Linked DNA regions of Homo sapiens: region 1 is linked to region 2. Evidence: chromatin loops called from intact Hi-C (ENCODE). Cell type or tissue: dorsolateral prefrontal cortex. All regions are shown on one strand. Region 1 has its middle 24 kb from the start of PMFBP1. Region 2 overlaps PMFBP1 (polyamine modulated factor 1 binding protein 1).

What was found. A loop is a pair of places that touch in the nucleus more often than their neighbours do. Peaks named below come from ENCODE experiments on the same cell type or tissue, not always from the same donor. Only the 100,000 strongest peaks of a DNase experiment are listed, where the experiment ranks them.
Region 1: it touches region 2 in a loop (3-fold over the local background); 7 of 110 quality-filtered maps call a loop at or near these places.

What each region holds. Positions count from the first base shown.
Region 1 is chr16:72,192,450-72,200,449 of GRCh38, forward strand. It overlaps a transcript of PMFBP1 not described here. Among named protein-coding and RNA genes, the nearest start is that of PMFBP1, 24 kb to the left of the region's middle. In dorsolateral prefrontal cortex, a CTCF peak has its summit at 3,298; a DNase peak (open chromatin) is centred at 5,762; H3K4me3 peaks cover 1,485 bases; H3K27ac peaks cover 2,757 bases.
Region 2 is chr16:72,121,559-72,129,558 of GRCh38, forward strand. It overlaps PMFBP1 (polyamine modulated factor 1 binding protein 1), which reads right to left. Exons shown (of 21, transcript NM_031293.3): 13 at 7,508-7,675; 14 at 7,099-7,236; 15 at 4,410-4,574; 16 at 3,680-3,847; 17 at 3,209-3,376; 18 at 1,988-2,091; 19 at 1,356-1,430. Among named protein-coding and RNA genes, the nearest start is that of DHX38, 32 kb to the left of the region's middle. RefSeq lists enhancers at 3,274-3,383, 3,394-3,453, 3,998-4,499, 6,836-7,636. In dorsolateral prefrontal cortex, CTCF peaks have their summits at 3,508 (motif pointing right), 3,708, 5,375 and 5,679; DNase peaks (open chromatin) are centred at 3,523 and 3,845; H3K4me3 peaks cover 488 bases; H3K27ac peaks cover 2,179 bases.

The DNA of each region.
Region 1 (8,000 bases), 71 kb after region 2:
ATTGCCTTTTTTTCTTGAAAGTAATTTAGCAATATGGATGGAATTAAAGTCCTTAAAAAAATACAATGGGCCAAGCATTACCCCTTACAGGATTTTATTCTAAGGGAAGAATAGAATAAGTATGCAAAGATGTTTTTTTAAGGATGTTAACTGCAGGGCCGGGTGTGGTGGCTTGCACCTGTAATCTCAGCACTTTGGGAGGCCGAGGCAGGCAGATCAGGAGATCAAGACCATCCCACGTCAGGAGATCAAGACCATCCTGGCCAATATGGTGAAACCCCGTCTCTACTAAAATACAAAAAATTAGCCAGGTGTGGTGGCACATGCCTGTAGTCCCAGCTGCTCAGGAGGCTGAGGCAGCGGAATCGCTTGAACTCGGGAGGCGAAAGTCGCAGTGAGCCGAGATCCTGCCACTGCACTCCAGCCTGGGTGACAGAGGGAGTCTCTGTCTCAAAAAAAAAAAAAAAAGAAGACATAATCTAAATGTCCAAAAGTTATTGGTTAAATATGCAGTGATTTAAAATGATGAAAGAATGTGCACGTTATATTGAGTGGGAAAAAAGCAGCTATATAATACATAACAATTATATAATAACAACAGTTACATGGACCACCCTATATGGAGGACCCTCTAATTTTTATAAAAATAACTTCTGGCCAGGCATGGTAGGTCGCGCCTGTAATCCCAGCACTATGGGAGGCTGTGGTGAGAGGATCACTTGAGGCCAGGAGCTCGAGACCAGCCTGGGCAACAGAGTGAGATTCTGTCTCTACAATAAAATAAAATAAAAATTACCTGGTGTAGTGGTGCACACCTGTAGTCCTACCTGCTCAAGAAGCTGAGGTGGGAGGATTGCTTGAGCCCATGAGTTTGAGGCTAAAGTGAACCATGATGGTGCCACTGCACTCCAGCCTGAGTGACACAGTGAGATTCTGTCTCTAAAAATAAATAAATAAATAAATTTATATGTATGAAAAAAATTGTGGAGGCAAAAACACCAAATTGTATAAACAGGGACAAGATTTTAGGTGATTATCATTATTGCTTATCTGTATTTTTTGTCTTTCTAGAAGAGTAATATATTATTTTTTGAAAATGAAAAATAGCTTGTACTAGTCTATTTATTAAAGAGAAAGCTTGGAGATTTTTTATGTGACCTATAGTCCATTATCCATCTGTGGATGGAAAATTTAAAATCATTGATACCTACTATGAAGAACTTTTCTCCCTTGCAGTGCTCTCTGGGGATGCAAACTGACTTTATATCAGTGAGGAAAAAAAAAAAAAAAGAAATACAATTACACAACCCCCAAATGCATTCTATTGAACAAAAATTCAAACATCTGTATTACCCCAATCATATGTGCCCGGCTCCAGTCCATCAGCATGGCGCACACATACCACCGCTAGCTAACCACACCTCCCCAAGTTTTCCACAGGGCGGGTTAATATTTCTAGTTCCATTTGTCATTACAACCTCCCCATGAGGTGGAAGAGTCTATAGTGGCAGGTATGGTAATTATCAAGGCTGCTTTTTTTTTTTTTTTTAATTTGGTAAAAGACTGGTCAAATATTTTCATTTTATAGTCCCCTGATCTCTTGGAGCCTTTGAAAATAATGGTCAGTAGTTCAGCGAGTTCATTATCTAATTCTCTTAAGGTTGGGGAATGTGCATTTCTGGACCTGCTGATTTACATATTGTACCATGTTTTCAAGTATTCCCTTACCCGGTTTATTTCAACATCTATATTTAAAAGTCTTCATTACTTCCTAATTATCTATGCTCCCTTTCTTTATTTTTCTTTTTTAAAGACCAGTTTAAAAACTCATTCTGCTTTCTCTGCAGCTGCTCTTATCTTTCCTCCATGAGCCTTAGAAAGAGTTGCACATTCTTTTTTTTTGGCTCTTCCTCATCCTTTCTCTATTTCTGCAGTGGGCTTTCTTCCATCCTTAGATCTTTTCAAGATTCTTTGTCAAGCGATTCGTTGCATTTTTTATTCAAGGCATCCTGGGCCTTTGTGGCTTAACTGTGATTTGAAAACTTTGTGCCCTTGCCTGTAGTGCTATCTGTGTTTCTTAATTCACCCAAATTGGATTTCTGAAAATCTTTGAGCTTGAGCAAGTTCCTTAATGTTTTTAAATACAGAGATCAGGTCATATCATCTGGGCAGTGGTATCTCGTGGTCAATAGTATTAAAGACCATTCATGGGAGTGAGAGAATCGGTAGAGATGTGAGGTCACTGTTCATGCTTTGGGCAGGATATAGATATTTTCAGACCCAAATCCATCCTTGACAAAGAAGCTAAGGCACTGTTGGTGTTCTAGGTTGTTGACACTGAACTTGGTTTCCTGGGCAGAGAACACACCTCAGAAGGCAGGCCACTTGCTGTTTAAAAATCCATGCTTAATAAAGGCTGCTCAGGAGTTCCTCTTTCTGGCTTACACTAGTTAATGGTATGAGAACAAGTGCTAGATTTTACACTCATCAATTTAGATGCATCAATCCATAGTGTTCCTTCATTCTGTTTCTGACAGTTTGTGGACCTGGGGATCTGCAGGTAAATATGTGATTTGAGACAACTTCCCTTCAATCTGCAGCAGCCATGGAGGCTTGCTGTTCGGGTCTCCCTTGACAGAGAACTTGCCCCAGGGAGTGCACTTTGCGGACAGCCTCCAGCTGTCAATGTCTCCAGGGCAGCTTCCGGCCAATGACTGGGTGCAGCGATGGCACCAGGGCCCACGTTTTCTGGCCAGTGCAGGACTCCTCAATAGGTCATCTTTGCACCAGATTGTCCTGTTGGGCTGGTCAAGCTGTTCTCTGAGCCGCACTGCAGTCTGAGGCTCCTCCTACCTCATCTTCCTTCCTTCCCCCTCTCCTTTTCACAGATGTCAGACCTACACTGAAGTCTGACGGCTCTCCCTGCCCGCTTCTGCTCCCTCTCCCTTTATCTTTCACTGAATCTCTTGCACTTCTAACACCATCTCAGCATCTGCTTCTTGAAGGACCTGAACTGACACAAGAACCCAGCCCCGCTTTAACCTTGCTAACCCCTCCTGCCTCCCCCATCCATCCTGCCTGCATGAGCTCAGCCATACACTCTTTTATGTTACTTTATGGAGAACTCAAATGCTACATAGTCACTGAATACATTCCAAGCTAAGTGAAAAACAGACCTGGACGTTATCTCCAGTTTGGGATTGCTGTAAATACTACTACTCTCTTTCATTAATGTGGATAATTGATCTTGTTATACAGTTTGATCACATTGGAGCGTTCTCAGGGAAAAGCTTGTACTTAAACCTCAGCAGCACTAGGTGATGCTGCTGTCCCACACAAAGGCTGCGGCCTGAGCTAGGCTTGGCCAGGGCCGTCCTGGGCTGGGGGTCCTGCCTTTCCTTGGCTGAGTAGGGCCTGCAGGTCTGCAATCCACTCCAGAATCTGAAAAAGTCATTTTTGTATTCATGATTCTGGACTCTAGTAAAGACTGTAAGTGTGTTAAATCTCTCTCTCTCTCTCAGAGCTTACAGAATGTGTGTGTGTGTGTGTGTGTGTGTGTGTGTGTGTGTGTGTGTGTGTGTGAAAGAGAGAGAGAGACAGACAGAGAGAGAGAAGGAGCTTTCAAAAACTCTTGAACTGATTCAGAAACTAACCCTGGTTGCTCTAATTTCTGCAGGTGCCCCTGAGTCCACCTTACATGAATGCTCTTTTGGATCCACAGAACAACTGAAAGTTAAGCAACCCCTCCTCCTGCTCCCAGATACGGGAGAAAGATCAATACGAATGGTACCAACACCAAAGTCTTTATCTAGGATTCCTTCAAAGAGTTGGGTGTCTGGGCAACACTCATTTGTGTTAGACAAATGGAGTACAGGGTACGGGGGCTTCTTCTGTGCTTGGTGTCTTCTCTGTGGTACAGAACTGGCACTTCTCTGGCCAGGTTTTTTTCTTTAACACTGCCATCTTTGACGCTGCCTCCCCCAACCTCTGACATGTGCAGTTAGCAATCAGTAAACATAACACCTGTCTTGTAAATCCTCATAGGCAAAGCTGCTGAGTGGGACTAAAAATCTAACCCTACCATTTCACTCACACTCCAAAGAGTGGTATCTGTTCTACATGCACGGCACTCCTGTTGTGGAGCAGCTGGGTAAGCACATTGGTTAATCTGAGTTGAAGAAGTTATTTTCTTACACATGGGATGACTATTTGGTTGCATAGAGAATACATTCATATTAATGGGACTGAATTCATCCGTGCCTCCACTGGGGAATCTCCAGGACCACAACCATCAATCCACTCTTTAATATTGTCCAATCTCTCGTGCCATTCTGCACCAATAATGTTTAGGAATTTCCCAGAAGACTCCTGGCCCAATGCCTTATAGAGAGACATTAGGAGTATGTCAGCAAGATAATTTTTGAAAGATAGCCCTAATATTGCTGATAGGCTCTACAATCCAAGTGCAGTGTGACTTACATTTGCTTGATTATAAGCATACAGATTCTCAGGTCTCTGCCCTGGAGACTCTGACTCAGTAGGTCTGAGGTCCCCTTGGGAACATGCATTTTAAACAAGCAGCCCAGTGACTCTAATGATCAAGCAAGTCCAGGAAACACTGCCCCTTTGTACAAAGTGGGTTCCAGCTACGAACCAGAGTGTGAGTCCAATCAGACTCAGCAGAAGCCACAATGCAAAAGAAGATCATGGAGATTTTAATAGCTAGGGAAAAAACCATCTGTGAGTCATGGGATGCCCTCACCAGGTAATTGGGCACCTATGGTCATTGCAGCCACCTGGAAGCTTCTGATAGAGAAAGCACTGGGGAATCTTTTATTAACATATTTAATGTGCTTGACTAAGGTAAAAAAGCATGAGAAGCCAGGAGGCCTTGTTAGCAACCCTGCATCATGCATGGTCAAGAAATAATGCTTTCTTTCTCAGGAAAGGTTTAGTTTAACCTTTGGCTGTCTTTCTCCAGGGAGAAGCCAGCAGGCATATACACACTTAAATAGCAGTCTTCCTAAAAGGGCTGGGGGTACCCGGGGCTCCATGGGCAGTGTCTGGGAGGAGTACAGAGAAAGCCACATGGAACTCTGTCATGGACAAGGTTATGGCTTCCTCGAGAGAGCAGTCTGCCACGTTATGTCCCCGGCTGCCCTCCTCCTCCACTGGGGTCAGCCTTGGAATCCCCAGGGACCCCAGAATATTGACCCACCCAGTGAGAGCTCCCTCCACCCCTTCTTTGTGGCTGAGGAGAGAGTGCAGCTCTTTCCCTGCTGAGGATTGACTAAGATAAAGTGCAGAACCTTAGCGAGAAGCTGAAATTGCAGCAGTGTGCCTCAGAGGGTCAAATGGAGACTCTGATCTGCAGGTTTTTAGGGCCACTTCTGTCACTCTGCATCCAGTGCAACATCACATCTGCACACCAAACCACAGCAGCTAAGATTCCAACTTGTCCCCTCCCTGACAAAGTTGGCCACCCCATGGGACATTTTTTGTTTAGTGGCAACAGCTGAGTGAAAACCCAGCATTCCCTTCTTGTTGGCAGATGAATCATTCTTCGTTGGGGGCACCTTTTTGTTTTCTATCCCTGAAAGAGTCTGGGGGTGGCTTTTCTTTTCTTTTTGCCTTTTTCATAAATAAATATTTTAACTGGAAATTTCCAAGCGTATGACAGGCCTAGAATGTGAACTTGAATGTACTGTAATAGAAATCATCAGTTGCCATGGCGACGTGTTCCAAGAGCAGATCGCACCAAGTCACGTGAGCAGAGAGTGCTCAGTAATACTAACACATCATAGAGTGAGGCCACTTAACCTCAATCGCTTCCAGCTATTGTGCAGAATGCAATTGAATTTATTCCTAATTTCTGCCAGTGCTAAGGAACAAAATTTCCCTGCAGATTTTAATCTTACTCAGGCAGCCCCAGCCAGTGCTCAGACACTGTTCAGCACCAATATTCAGAAGGGCTACTCACCCGCTTTACAGTTCTATTTTTTTATTCTTATTTTTAATAATAGCTTCCCTCTCCCTGCTGGATCCCGCACATCCCCCTGCCCTGGGGAGAGCTGCCCTCCTCCTTTCCGAATGGCTGCACGGTTTCTCTGGCTCTGTCTGCTAATGCAAGGAACATAGCTTTCATAGTAATACCAATTAAAAAATGACCGGCCTCCACTTTCAGTAGTAGTTTTTTCTCCCCCACCCCAAACCTGTGCTGAAATATAATTCCCACCAGCTTTGGGCTATACCTGGGGTTGACACAAGTAACAGCCCCATCATAATAAGGCAAACCCGTGGATCGGTGAATGATGGAATCACAGTGTGTATTTTCAGTCCCTGTCACAGTCACATCCCCCCACCCCCACCCACCCCAACCAGGAGAGCAACACAGACTACCAGGAGGTACGGCCGCCGATCACAGAACACTCATTTCAAGAGCTTATCAGCTTCTATGAAGGCTGATAAATCAGAACCTCTCATATGGACAGTCTCAAGTTAGCAGCGTCATCGATCTCCCCTGCCCCTTTTAAGTGATTTGTCTTATTCACTTCCAAAGATGATATCAGAGATGCCAAATGAGGCTTTGTTTTCTGTGCTCTTGCGCTGCCTAGGGTGAGTGGCTGTGCTGTTGCAGGGAACTAGGACGCATGCTTCCCGGGCTTAGCCCTTTGTTTCCAACCCAAGGTCACCTCTCCCCTGTCGGTTCAGGTGTTGTCAGCAGTCCGCCTGTGTTCTGAGGCAGGGGGAGCATCTTCCGTGGCTGACAGCCTTTGCATGGCCCTAGCCTTTCAGTGACCTCCCCGCTTTATGAATGTCACTTTTAAGAAGACCTGCTTGAAGAGCTAAAGTGAAGACAATGCAGAGCCCAGTCCTCAGAAAGTCTATGTTGAACGTCATGCAAAAGGAACATTAAAAATGTGGCTGGGTGCGGTGGCTCATGCCTGTAATCCCAGTACTTTGGGAGGCCGAGGTGGGCGGATGGCCTGAGGTCAGGAGTTCAAGACCAGCCTGGCTAACATGGTGAAACCCTGTCTCTACTAAAAATACAAAAATTAGCTGGGCATGGTGGTGCACTCCTGGAGTCCCAGCTACTCGGGAGGCTGAGGCAGGAGAATCGCTTGAACCTGGGAGGTGGAAGTTGCAGGGAGCTGAGATCATGCCATTGCACTCCAGCCTGGAAGACAGAGCAAGACTCCGTCTCAAAAAAAAAAAAAAAAAAAAGTGTAGGGAGATTATTGGAAAGGGCTTTTCAGAAAAAAAAAAGGTAGTTTCTGCAGTGACTTCCTTTAGCAGGTCGGTCCCTCTAGTGATAGAGGGGGGAATGTAGTTGCAAATCACTTACTCAGCTAGTTCCAAGCCATTGTTCTAATGCTGCACTGGAATAGGAAACATGGAGAGAAGTCAAGAAGAGAGGGAATGGCAGCGTGGAATTAGGATGGGGCTGCTGGTTGTCAGAGCTGACTCTACATAGAGAGCTTAGTAACTATGGAAATCTTCATGGAGCCTGTGAGTGAAAAGCAGCCCGAGAGGAAATGAAGGGAAGCGATGCAGTGAATTTTATATCAGCAGTTTGAGTGTGACATTTGGATCTGGAGGGAGAAAACTACATGGCAAGCTGTTGGTAGCACACAAGGCTCTGTGCCCGCCCTGCTGGGATGGAGCCTCTGAGGGGCCTTTGCCAAACAGGCTCACTCCACTGTCACTTGTCCACAGAGCAGAGGAGCAGGGTGACCTCAGGTAGAGCCAGTCCTCTGACTCCTATCAGGGACTTCAACCCAGCGCAAGCTCCCTCTGGCTAGGATGGGGGAAGTACTATCCTTTAACTGGCAGAGTAAACTGTCCAGCTGTTCATGAAACAGATTATATTTTCTAATCAAAATTGGTTTGATTTATACTAGAGCAGAATTTCCACACTTACTAGTCTAAAATACTTGCTGATCTTCTTACCAGAGCTGTTTAGGCAATTAGTGCCCTGGAAGGTTCTGGGAGGACATCTA
Region 2 (8,000 bases):
GGGGGCAGGCTCTGAGGCAGCCACTGCTTGGTCAGCTTTGTCACAAGTATGCCAAACAAATGTGGTTACTTTCATCGTTTTTTAGAGACAGGGTCTCATTCTGTCACCCAGGCCAGAGTGCAGTGGTGTGAACATAGGTCACTGTAGCCTCAACCTCTTGGGCTCAAGCAATCCTCCCACCCCAGCCTCCCAATTAGCTGGGACTGTACGTGTGCACCACCATGCCTGGTTAGGCTCATTTTTAAATTTTTTATACAGACAGGGCCTTGCTGTCGTCCAGGCTAGTCTTAAACTCCTGGGCTCAAGTGATCCTAAACTGTGGTCATTTTCTTTTTCACTTTTATTTTATTTTCACTTTTAGTTTAGATTCAGGGGTACATGTTACATCGGTAAACTCATGTCACAGGATTTTGTTGTACATTTTATTTCATCACCCAGGAATTAAGCCCAGTACCCAATAGTTATCTTGTTTGCTCCTCTCCCTCCTCCCACCCTCCACCCTCTGACAGACCCCATTGTCTGTTGTTTCCTTCTTTGTGTTCCTAAGTTCTCATCATTTAGCTCCCACTTACAAGTGAGAACATGTGGTACTTGGTTTTCTATTCCTGTGTCAGTTTGCTAAGGATAATAGCCTCTAGCTCCATCCATATTCCCACAAAGAAATGATCTCATTCTTTTTGATAGCTGCATAGTATCCATGGTGTTACGTAAGGCATGGTTGTTTTCTAAGTGTTCCCTAAGAAAAGGTTGGGAAGCGCTGTCCTAAGGCTTGTTGTTACTTGTTACTTTGCCACCTCCAAAATCTCAGTTTTAGGCCTTCATACCTTCACCTCCATTCTCAAACTGGTAACACTCCTCGCATACCTCCCTCTTAGTGGACCCAGCTTTGACCATGAGGGGAAGCAAGACCACAGGCCCCCAGATGAGCAGGTGGAACAGAAGGGCTCCTCCAACCTGGCCTGCTCACCTGATGATTTCATGAAGAGATGTTCCTTGTTTGTTCCTTCACTTGGGATCTGTTAGAGCATCTCAGCCCCTGCCCTAAATAATCCAGTCTGCCTTTCAGTGCCTGTTCCCTGCTTAGCACCCTTGACCTCTGAGAACCATGAGAGCAGGAAGGAGCAAAAAGACTACTAAACTCCCTTTGGATTTTTGGTGAGAGAACTAAGGCCCTGAGAGGTCAAGTGATATACCCAAGGTCACATAGATGCAGATTCGAGACCTGGGGGTCTTTCCAAAGCACCAGGCCTTTCCTGGGCTGATCCCCCTATCAAGGGCTAAAGCCAGCCCTGGCTCCCTGCTGACCCTTCTTGTCAGCTCCCAGGAAGCAGCCAGGGTGGTTTAAGATGACTTACTCCTTTTCGCCACTCAGCTTGGCAATGTATTTCACCTGCTCTCGGAGCTGGTTTCCTAGTTTCTCATTGGCGACCCTGTAATAAAATCACAGGAGAAAACAGCAGCCAGTCGCCAGCCTCCCGCGAGCAAGGGTGCAGCTGGCTGAATGGGATGCTGGGTTCTCAGCAAGACTGCTGCTGCATCCCACGTCCCCCACGCATCACCCCGTCCGCAGAGCTAAGGCCTTCCTAGCACCTGGGGATTCAGAGGACTCTCTGAACTCAACTCCTATGCAAAATCCTGTGAGCCCCAGGTGAGTTCAAGGGAATGAGTTCAAGGGGGCCAGGCAGTGAAGCTGGATCCTGGGATGGGAGGAGGATATCTGAGCCAATGTCCCCCTTCCTTCTTGCTGCCGAGCAAAGCACCCCTTCCTTCCTGCCATCGCTGTTTCCAGCTCAGCAGAGGGCTTTCCAGGCCTGCCTGAAGGGTTGAGCCCTCCTCTCCATCTTATTTCCATCCCTTGGGTGTGGGCTGAGACTGGATCTGTTTTCCAGGAGTGCAGGGGTGTGTGTGACTAATCTTTGGCACGCATGTGGCTCCTCGGCTCAGTCCAGGCCTCGGACCCTGCCTCCCTTTTTCCTCCCATACTCACTTCTGCTGTTTTGCCCATTGCTCCAAGTTGGTCATAATCTGATCATTCCCTCGGTAGAGCCTACAGGTGTCTTTGGGCACAGACCACTGGGGCAGGCAGCAGGGCTTGGGTACAAGAAGAAAACGAGACAGTCAGAGGTGGGAGCACAGGCCTGTCAGCCCTCCTTCCGAGTCAGGCCTCTTCTATCTCCCTGGGAAAAGAAAACTTGACTCTGCTGTCCAACCCGAGGCCAGAGTTGTGGAGTTGCCACCAGACCTCCCCCTCTGGCTTGTGCGGGTGGCATCTCACACAAAGGTGACATCTCTGAGAAGGCACCATTTATGGCAGAGACACGTAGATTTGTACACTTATAATCACGGTTTTCAGTGTGAAGGCATTAAAGTGACTCCTAAAAAAGAAGTATGCTAAGCCAATTTTCCAACAGATGGAAGAAAAACATCTGGAGGAAGAGGAAGAGATGCCTTCTTTTTCTCTCTTCTTTTTTTTGACACTCTTGCTCTGTCATTCAGGCTGGAGTGCAGTGGCATGATCACGGCTCATGGCAGCTTAACCTCCCCCCCGGCTCAAGCTATCCTCCCACTTAGCCTGCCGAGTAGCTGGGACCACAAGCATAGGCCACCATGCTCAGCTAACATTTAAACTTATTGTAGAGATGAGGTCTTGCTATGTTGCCCAGGCTGGTCTCAAACTCCTGGACTCAAGCAGTCCTCCTGCCTTGGCCTCCCAAAGTGTAGGGACTGCAGGCATGAGCCACTGTGCCCGGCCTAAGATGCCTTCTTTGTAATTCGAGCAAAGGCCCAGTGGCCACCTGAGCTGTCCTGCGGCCTCCTGCCATGAACTTCACTGCTCAGGGAGGTGGGCCTGGGACAAGCCCAGAAGGTCACTTAGTCCATTCTACTGTAGGGTCCAGGGCTGCCAAAAGTGTCAGGATGTACTCTGGAAGGGGACCCAGTGGACTAGGTCAGGGGTAGCTGGTGTACCTGACAGTCTCTTCTCTAGAATGGGGCCTTCGCTCTGCTCAGTATCTATCAACAAAGCCACAAGAACACAGGTGGGTTGAACCAGCAGCTGTGGCTCTTGCTTTGTGCTAAATGGAGGGGGTGACCTTTCCTTTGCTCCCAGGCTCTCCCACCCCCACCAAGGGCTGTCTGGCATTTGGGTGGTCATAGGATGTGCCTGGAGGCACTGAGAGGAGGCACGCAGAAGCCAAGGCATGCCCACCTCCTTATCGTCCTCAAGGAGGTTCTCTTTTAAGGCGGCCATCTCCTCCTGGAACTCCCTGAGCTGCTCCTCTTTGGCTGCCAGCATCTTGAGGTCATTCTGGTGTTGCTTCTGCCACTGCAGCACCTGGCAGCTCATCTCCTCTAGCTTCTTGTCAAAGGCGTGCACCTACTCAGGAGAGCAAAGTGAGGAGGGGGACTCCAGCTGGCCTCCCTGACCGCAGGACCCACAAGGCCAGAGGGTGCTTCCTGGGCCTTGGGATACGTGTTGGGGGTATTTTCTTCTCAGTGGCCAGCAGAGGGCACCCATGCTCCGATCTTTGCTGCCTCTGTCTGAAGTTCAGGGAGCCAAGAAAGTGGAGGGAACCTAGCAGCCCAAGGGAATGACTTAGTGCTAAATAATTCTGGATGCAAGAGGTGACCTTGTGGACCCCTACCAGGAAGGCAGCCCAAGCCCCTGGCAGCTCCTCACCTCCAGCTCACTCTCCTGGTGGAAGCCCCGCAGTTTTCTTAATTCCGTATTGAGCTTTTTCATCCTTTCCTCATAAGCAATGATTTCCTCTTCCAGCTGAGCTTTCTTCTCTTGGGTCTGTGTCAAGCTTTGCTGCAGGCTCTTTGTCTCTGAGGTCACGTGATTGAGCTTCCGGAAAAGACAAAGAGGACGAATGGCTGTCAGAGACTTTGACCCTCTCTGCTGAGTCCTGAATGGAGGAGGGTTCCAGTCCCTTCCTGTCCTCTGCCCAGGGTGACACGGACGGTCACCTTGCCTAGTCTCCCAGAGAGGGGTGGGAAATGACAGTGGTTGGTTTTCTGCACCCTGCTTTCTCCTTCCTACCCACTCCCTCCATTTCTTCTCTTTCCAATCCCATGAATTGATGGGCCAGCCATGATCAGCACAGGATGGGGCATGAATTTCCCTGACAATCCAGACTTTGGGAAAACCTTGCCCCCGAGTCACCCATGGGCAGAAAGGCTTGCTAGATTTGGTTTTGATCTTTGTCCTCTTCCTCCGCCCTCCACCCAACTCCAAGCCTCACAAAGAGGAAGCAGGCCTTCTCTGCACAGACATCCCAGCCCACACAAGGGTTTGAGATGGCCCCATTGACAGTCAATAGGCAGGAAATTGGCTCCTGTGCTTCTCCCGCTACCTTGACGTTTCCTTGCCTGAAAACAGCCCTGGAGACTAGAGGGTGTGGCCTCACCTTCTCGAGGGCTTGTGTCAGGTCATCCTGGCAGGCGGCTGACTTCCGGGATAATGCATCATAGGCTTCTTTGGTGATGGTAGTCTGGAGATAGTGCTTCTCCTTCTGCAGAGCTTTGTCCAGCTGGGCCTGCAGGCTCATTAAGGACTCCTTCTGAAGGGCTATCTTTAAGGAGGGAGAGCAGAACTGTCAGGGTGCCAGGTCAGGGTCATAGAGGCATTCTCTGTGCCTATAGGAAATGAACAAGAGCCAAGCTCTCTCCTGTCTGCAGCAACCTGCAGAGTCCGTGTTAACACTCACATCTTCACTTCACCACTGTAAAAGGTAGAGCTGTCTTTCCAGGCTCTTTTGCACCCCTCAGCCACATCTCTCTTTCTAGTTAGCATTTCCCTCAAACAGCAGGAGTACCAGCGGTGCTGGGGCATGATATGCCAAGTACACAAAAAAGTCCCTTTCACATACTCTGCAGCCTTTGATAAAGACCTGGAATCCGATTTGAGGTTAGTGGACATGATAACAACATGTCCTTTGTGTTTTATGCCTCACTTAGTTCCTGATGTAATTCACTAGACTTGATGTGCCAGAAAGCAGGACTGTGCCTGTGTTTTGTTTCCTGCTGTTTCCCCATTGCTGTAACTCAGGGCATGGCACATGACAGAGTTTCAGGAAATGCTCAAAAATGGTCTTTGTTCTGTCACGTGAAATATTGCATTTTTGGAGTTAGGGATCAATTGATCAACATGTTAGGGAACATGTAGTTCTGGTAGAAGTGTGTTTAAAAACTGAAGTCTGTTTTCAACATCGTAATGAGTATTCATGGTATAGTTAAAAGGAAGTTGGGATCTGGAGTCAGAAAAATCTGGGTTGAGGTCCAGGTTCTATCATTTACTTATTTCTCTAGCCTCAGTTTCTGCTTCCACAAATTGAAATCATTTTAACTGTTTCGTGGAGTTTTTATGATGATCAAATGAGGTGATATGTGTAAAAAGGGCTTTGTTTTACTATACGACTATGAGTTACTGTCACAGACACACACAGAAACTAGCCTTCTTATATACTTTAAGTACAGGACAGAGATCTGCTTCTGAGTCTGGAAGCCAGAGGGAGACCTCAGAAATTCATATGCCTGACTTGTATTCTTTGGTATTCTAGCACACCTGCATCTGAAAGTGGCCATGCACACAGAAACACATTCTTTTGGGTTTTCTTGTTTTATCTCCAGTAACTGATCAGTGCTTCAAGTTTATTACTTTTTCAGATACAATTTTGAGTACCTCTGGCCCTGGGAATTAGTGAGATGAAAAGTGGTAAATTGGACTTCTGACACCATATTTTACATGCCCTGGTGGTGAAACTATTCCTAAAGATGAAATAATTTGGTCTTCTGAAAACAGAAGTGCATCTTTTCTGGGGACTTCTGAAAAACATGGAGTCAGCAGGGTCTGCCCAGTAAACCAGAGGAATCACTGGAGAAACTATAATTCACTGTCAATGCTTGATAAATGATGGCTGAACTGAGAAATGTCAGTATAGAGGTAAGACACTAAAACTGAGGATGGTGAAAAAAAATTACAGTGAAGCTAGAAGCTAAAATGGAAGCTTTAAAAATTTTTGCTAACATGAGTGGTTTAGCTTGGAGAAAGATTCTAAAAATCTACATATAGAAGTATGTAAATTATAGAACCAAGAAGTTCTAGTAAAAGTTCTAATAAAAGACCTACTCTCTCTGCTGTCAATGGTATTAGGTCTAGATGGTTTTATAGGTGAATTTCATGAAGTCATCATTGATTCCTCACTTTCTCTCACATTCATTCCATCAGCTCAGACATACAACTTTTCCATCATCACAGAAAGGCAGCAAGTTCTACTGGGCAGTGCTATTTTTATACTTAGAAAAGTCATACTACTTTAAGATTTATTTTTATATTATGAGGGAATAAGGGCTGCTTGGCCTTTCATTTGTAGCCCAAGAGACCAACTACCAAGGTGTTATATTTTTCTCTTGCCCAGAAAGATGGAATGGATTTAGCTGGAGAAAGTATGGCTGCTTATGATGAGGGAGAAAGGGAACAGGTGTTAGAGCTGGATAATTCAGGTTCAAATAGTGGTTGATTCCATCACTTGCTGGTCAGTGACTTTGGCCCTCCATCTTTCTTTCCTCTATCATGTCTTTCTTTTTGGCAGTAAAGCAGATGGAAGCCATGTAAAGAGCTTAAGTGGACGACAAATAAATGACGACTGAATTCAAGCACAGTGCTTAGCATATGTCAGATGCTATTTACTCCTTTCTGTCATTTTTACTTGTGTAATGAAAAATAACTGTCCCCCCTTTCATCTCCTTTTTGTGCTTTGTGACAAGTTTTGGAAGTGTTCCCTAGCAAATTGCCCCCCAAAATGGATTCACTCAACTCTGGTCTAAAATGTAACATTGGAAGACTTGATGCCAAAGCCCAAATAGCTTGGGGCTCCACCAGATATGAGATGAGACCTTCCACATATGGAAGAAACATTTCTCTGGCTCAGCAACCAGGTGCCAATGGGGAGGGAAGTAGAGCTGTAGGTGGCCCAGGATCCGCAGTTGGCTGAGCAGTTAGCTGCATTTCTGTGTGGAGGAGAGGTGGGTACAGATTTCAGGTCAAGGGTCACAGGGTTCAAATTCCTCACTCCCTTGGGGTTCCTGTCTACTCACCTCTTTATTCAAGTCTTGGATGACTTGCTGGCTGGTGTTGTATTTGTTGAGAGAGGATTCCAGTTGTGTAGAACAACACTGTAGCTCTGCTCGGAGATTCTCATTTTCTTCCTCCAACTTTCTGGAATTCTCTTTCAACTGTTCCCTCATTAAAGAACAAAGCACAGCAAAGAGGTGTTAATCTCAGATAACTATAAAAGCCCCACTCCACCCTCCCTCTCACCCAGCTCTATCTCCACCCTGCGGGAGCTCAGGCATTCTCGCTCCCCTCCTCGCTGGCCTTTCCCACTGTCCCTCCCGTCTTTCCTAAGCTCTGAGCATCCAGGGCCTCCGCATCCCTGGAGGCCCAGGTGGGGTCATGTCCCGCTCTGGATTCCTGACCCAGCTCTCCTGGGATTCTCCCACTCACCGTCTTGTCTTTCTTTTTAAATTCCTGCCGCAAAGCTTCAAGTTCTCCCTCCATCAGCTTCTCATGCTCTTTGCTCTTCTTCAACTGCTCCCGTTTGTCCTCCAGAAGCTTTGTGGCCTCCTGAAGATCTTCTTCTAACTTGCATTTGATGGAGCCTTGCTCCCTGTGCTGAAAAAATAAAGACTGAGCTGAAAGACTGTCTTAGACTATATTATATTTGGGGGAAAAATACAGACAATTGCACACAGGGCATGGCTGAGATGAAGAAGAAGACAATTCCTTAGTTATATAGCATATGTAAAATAAAAGGTTTCCTCCAACGCCTGTAACATTTTTTCTTTGTTCAGTCAGATATACCAATTTATTTTATTTATTGATCTAATTCCTAAGCACCAGCTTTCTCTCCCACTTTCTTACCAATTCTTCCCAAAGATTAGGAAGATTCCAAATCTTTATCAAAAACCTTTTTGAATGAAGTTTAAAAAATCTTAGA